2 separate regions of the Homo sapiens genome follow, and region 1 is linked to region 2. Evidence: read pairs that join two places in POLR2A ChIA-PET (ENCODE). Cell type or tissue: OCI-LY7. All regions are shown on one strand. Each heading gives the region's core, and the rest is flanking DNA. Links, peaks and the distances in the headings are about the cores only.

Region 1 (2,803 bases), core at 56-2,555, 150 kb after region 2:
CTCTTATTCACATCTCAAGGAATCTAACTTAAAATATATTCCATGGATGACCTCCTAAAAACTGAAAGAAATTTAGATTAAAAAGAGCCACACTTTGATTGAACAAATACATACCTATAGCTGAGATTAGCTGTTTAACAATGGTTCAACATGGCAATGATTTTATAGCAAAAGTCCCTGGGGAGTTATAAAAACAGAAACCTAGCACTGATATACAGTAATCTTCTGATATAATTTGATATACAGTAATTTGGATAACTCTTACAGACCAAATTGAGGTATCTACTAACCGAAAGGAAACAAAAGGAAAGGCCACCAATGATAAGTATTATGTAAATATGGCAGGTATCACAGCCTAATAAAATTAAAAGACTCCACAAATTTTTGAAAAAACAGAAGTAGCTGTGTGACCTGGGACAAGTTATTTAACTTCAAATATTATTCATTGGGATTTAATCATGGTCTACTTCTGGGGTCCACAAAACTTTTTCTCTATAAAGGGCCAGACTGTAAGTATTTTAGGTCTTACAGGTCATATGGTCTCTGTCCCAACTACTCAACTCTTCCTTTGCAGAATGAAAGAAGCTATAAACAAAAATTTATCCTCACATCACCTGCCTTTACACATAAAAAATGAAGTCTAGAAAAAAATTAACTGATGGAAATTTAGATTTGACTAGGTATTAATGTGTGATAATAATAATAAATTAACCATGCTCTCAGTGGAAATGAGAAAAGCAAGTCATCTCAGAATCCATCAAATTTGTTCATGCTATTAAAAACTTAGAATACCACCTTTTCAACCTGTACTAAACAAGAAACTAATAAAATACTGAAAGTTCTTCCAGTTAGAATTTAAAGGTCACAAGGGAGAATCACTCCACTATATTAAAAAGACAAAGCTAAACTATAAAATCCAAATTTTAAAACTCATCGGAGAGCTGAGAATACAAAGAAGTCTGAAAAAAACAACAACAACAACAAAAAACAATTCCAGAAAGGAAAAAGCCCTTTCTAGGCTAACAGACAAGTGACTACTTTCAACTCTGAGATCATGGTGAACACAGGAATGAATAATCCTATAGACTGATACGATGGACCAAATTCCAAAGAAGTCCCACAAGTAAAGTTAATCAAAACAACCTAAAAATTCTTCCCCATGGAGCTTTAATAGAGTATACATCAATGTGCACTAATCTAGGGGTAGACTCGGAGGGCAAAGTGAGATGATCTGCAGAGTAGAAAGTCAAGTGCAGTGCTAAAGCAGAGAGATCCCCGGAACTTAGCTAAACTTAAATCTCAAGATCTATTGTAGAGTGAAGACTGAATCCTCCCTTAAAACACTTGAAACCAAAAATAACTACAGTTGCAGCTCAGCCCAGACATAACTCAATTCCATGTCAGAATTAATAGTTTAGTCCCTTTTTTGATCTGTCTGAGGAATTAGCATGTCTTTTCTCAGGAAGAAGCAGTTAGAAATTTCATTTTCACTGCCTTTTTTTTTTTTTTTTTTTTTTTTTTTCTTGAGACAGAGTTTTGCTCTTGTTGCCCAGGCTGGAGTGCAATGGCACGATCTCAGCTCACTGTAACCTCCACCTCCCAGGTTCAAGCAATTCTCCTGCCTCAGCCTACCAAGCAGCTGGGATTATAGGTATGCGCCACCACGCCCAGCTAATTTTGTATTTTTTTAGTAGAGACAGGGTTTCACCATGTTGGTCAGGTTGGTCTCAAACTCCTGACCTCAAGTGATCCACCCGCCTCGGCTTCCCAAAGTGCTGGGATTACAGGCATGAGCTACCACGCTCAGCCTTCACTGCTCTTTTTACATTTAATATTCACATATAATAAAAATTACAGGATAGTCAGTCATGAAAATGTGACTTATAGGCAAGAGAAAAAAGTCAACACTAACCCACGGATGATGCAGATTGGAATGAGCAAAGACTTTAAAATAAATTTTATAAAAATATATGATATTATTATGTATAATCTTATAGAGAGAAAAAACATTGATTAAATATATTTTGTCACAGAAGAAGAAATTTGGGGGAAAAAGAGCCAAATGGAAATTCTCAAGTAAAAAATATTTGAAAAGTTCACTAAATAGACTTAATAACAGATGAGACACAGAAAAGATCCATGAATTCAGAGAGGTCAACACAAACTATCCAAATTAAAACGAAGAAAGCCAGGCACAGTGATTCACGCCTGTAATTCCAGCACTTCAGGAGGCCAAGACAAGAGGACTGCTTGAGTCCAGGAGTTCAAGACCAGCCTGGGCAACATAGCAAGACCCCATCTCTACAAAAAAAATTTATAATAAAAATAATAATAAAGTAAGAAATACTAAAGTAATTTCTTCAGACTGAAGGAAAATAATCTCAGACAGAAGTCTAGATCTGCAAGAAGGAATGAAGAGTACTAGAAAATATTGTGAACAAGACAGCTATGTCTACTGTTACCACTTCTGTTCAACACTGTACCAGTGGTAACAGCAAGTGCCATAAAGCAATAAAAAGAACTGAAGGCATGAAGACTGGAGGAAGAATTAAAACTATCTTTATGGGCCAGGCGTGGTGGCTCATGTCTGTAATCCCAGCACTTTGCGAGGCTAAGGTGGGCAGATCACTTGAGGTCAGGAGTTTGAGACCAGCCTGGCCAACATGGCAAAACCCCATCTCTACTAAAAATACCAAAAATTATCCAGGCATGGTGCCATGTGCCTGTAATACCAGCTACTAGGGAGGTTGAGGCAGGAGAATCGCTTAAACCTGGGAGGAAGAGGTTGCAGTGAGCTGAGATC
Region 2 (2,803 bases), core at 21-2,520:
ATTGGTGGTTTACTGGAGATCTTTCTCACTTACTAACGTAGACAATTATTGCTATAAACTTCCCCATTAGAACTGCTTTTGCTGTAGACCATAGGTTTTAGTACATTGCATTTGCATTCTCATTTCTTTAAATTTTTTTTTAATTTCCCTTTTAGTATCTCCTTTGACTCATTTGTAGTTCAGAAGCATGTTGTTTAAAAACTATTTGCATATAGTTTCTAAAGAACCTATTATTGATTTCTAGTTTAATCCCTTGTCACAAAAGATACTCCCCAACTTGAAATTTTGTTTATTATTATTATTATTATCATTATTGTTATTATTTTTGAGATGGAGTCTCGCTCTGTCACCCAGGTTGGAGCCCAGTGGCGTGATCTCGGCTCACTGCAAGCTCCACCTCCCAGGTTCAAGCCATTCTCCTGCCTCAGCCTCCTGAGTAGCTGGGAATACAGGCGCCTGCCACCATGCCTGGCTAAATTTTTTGTATTTTTAATAGAGACAGGGTTTTACCGTGTTAGGCAGGAGGGTCTCAATCTCCTGATCTCGTGACCTGCCCACCTTGGCCTCCCAAAGTGCTGGGATTACAGGTGTGAGCCAAGGCCCCCGGCTCCCAATTTGAAATTTTTTTAACTTATTGAGACTTGTTTTGTGGCCCAACACATGACATATCTTAAAGAAAGGTCCATGTGCTAATGAAAAAAATGTGGGCCAGGCGTGGTGGCTCACGCCTGTAATCCCAGCACTTTGAGAGGCCAAGATGGGTGGATCACCTGAGGTCAGGAATTCGTGACCAGCCTGACCAACATGGTGAAACCCCATCTCTACTAACTACAAAAAAGTAGCCGGGTGTGGTGACACATGCCTGTAACCCCAGCTATTTGGGAGGTTGAGGCAGGAGAATCGCTTGAACTCGGGAGGTGGAGATTGCAGCAAGCCGAGATCGTGTCACTGCACTCCAGTCTAGGTGAAGAATGAAACTTAGTCTCAAAAAAAAAAGAAAAAAAGAAAAAGAAAAAAATGTGTATTCTACAACTGCTGGGCAGAATGTTTTGTAAATGTCTGTTAGGTTCATATATCTTGAGTGCAGTTTAACTCTATCGTTCTTTGCTGATTTTCTGTCTGGTTGTCCTATCCATTGCTGAAAGTGGAGTGTTGATGTCCCCTATAATTACAGTATTGCTATCTCTCTCTCCCTTTAGGGCTAATAATATTTCCTTCACATATATACATGTGTATATATACACATATATACATGTGTATATATACACATATATACATGTGTATATATACACATATATACACATATATATACATATACGTATACACATATATACATATATACATATACGTATACACGTGTATGTACATATATACGTATATACGTATATGTACATATATACGTATATGTACATATATACTTACATGTATATATACATATATACGTATATACGTGTATATGGATATATACGTATATACATATCTATGTATATGTATATATAGATACGTATATACATGTATATCTATATATAACCTTTCTTCCTCTCTTACTATTTATCTGTCTGTTTTGGTGGTTTTCTGGAGAGTTAAGCTTTAATTCTTTTCTCTTTCTTATTTATGTATCTGCTGTCGTTTTGTTCTTTCAGGTTACTATGGGGCTTACATTTTAAAATCTTGTATTTATAATGGACTATTTTAAACAGATAACAACTTTGCATACAAATACGCTAGACTTTTATCCCCATCCCCCCACAATTTATAACTTGCTGCCTTAATTTACATCTTTTTAAAATCATGTGTTACTTAACATTTAATTGTAGCTATAGACATCACTTACCATTTTGAGTTATAACCATCATACTAGAGATTTAAAAGACTATATGCCACCATTACATTAATAATATATTCTGAGTTTGAAAGTGAAATTACCTCTAACAGTTCTAAATTGGATTCTGAATTGACTTCTACCAGTGAGTTTTATTCTTTTGCATATTTTTATCACGGTAGTTATCTTACCATATTTCTTGTGTCCCCGTATTGACCTGTGCCATTAGGTGAAACAGCTGCCTCTTCCAATTTTATGGGGTAACTTTCTTAAGAAGACATTTTCTGTAGATGGATCCTAAGGTGGTAAATGGGTAGGGTGCTTTAGCTTTGGTTCTAGGTAGGTGCAGCAGTGTAGTCTCTGTGTAATTTCTTTACCTGTAGTCAACATCCGATGTTACTGCCTCAGTGACTTAGGCTACGGGTGTTTACAAAGTTGGTGTGCTTTTCCAGTACTATGTTGGTGCCACCAAGCAAGCCAGTCCTCTGGTCCTGGGGGGCATGCGCAAGGCATGAGTGACAGTTCCAAGCCATGCACCGTGGTATATGCCTATAATCCCAGCAACTTGGGAGGCTGAGGCTGGAGGATCACTTGAACTGAGGAGTTCAAGTCCAGACAGGGCAACATAATGAGACCCTGCATATTTTTGTTTGTTTGTTTTAAAGTGCAGTGGGCCAGACACAGTGGTTCACACCTGTAACCCCAGCACTTTGGGAGGCCGAGGCAGAAAGACTGCTTGAGGTCAGAAGTTCAAGACAAGTTCAGGCAATAGAGTGAGATCCTGTCTACCAAAAACAGAAAAATTAGCCGGGCATGGTGGTACATGCCTATATTTCCAGCTACTTGGGAGGCTAAGGCACGAGAACTGATTGAGCTTGGGAGGTAGAGGCTGCAGTGAGCCACGATCGTACCACTGTACTCCAGCCTGGGTGACAGTGTGGCTGTGGGGAAAGCCGCCACACAAGCTATCTTGATGCCAAG

The links. Peaks named below come from ENCODE experiments on the same cell type or tissue, not always from the same donor. Only the 100,000 strongest peaks of a DNase experiment are listed, where the experiment ranks them.
Region 1: POLR2A ChIA-PET joins it to region 2 with 5 read pairs; 2 of 35 experiments call an interaction of 5 or more read pairs at or near these places.

What each region holds. Positions count from the first base shown.
Region 1 is chr15:72,073,457-72,076,259 of GRCh38, forward strand. The region is part of intron 1 of MYO9A (myosin IXA); the gene reads right to left. Among named protein-coding and RNA genes, the nearest start is that of MYO9A, 43 kb to the right of the region's middle. In OCI-LY7, for the core only: no CTCF peak of the experiment used is centred there; a DNase peak (open chromatin) is centred at 1,275; H3K4me3 peaks cover 1,306 bases; H3K27ac peaks cover 1,794 bases.
Region 2 is chr15:71,923,933-71,926,735 of GRCh38, forward strand. The region is part of intron 18 of MYO9A (myosin IXA); the gene reads right to left. It overlaps LOC107984713 (a long non-coding RNA gene), which reads right to left. Exons shown (of 2, transcript XR_001751795.2): 2 at 1-2,803. Among named protein-coding and RNA genes, the nearest start is that of MYO9A-AS1, 68 kb to the right of the region's middle. In OCI-LY7, for the core only: no CTCF peak of the experiment used is centred there; no DNase peak of the experiment used is centred there.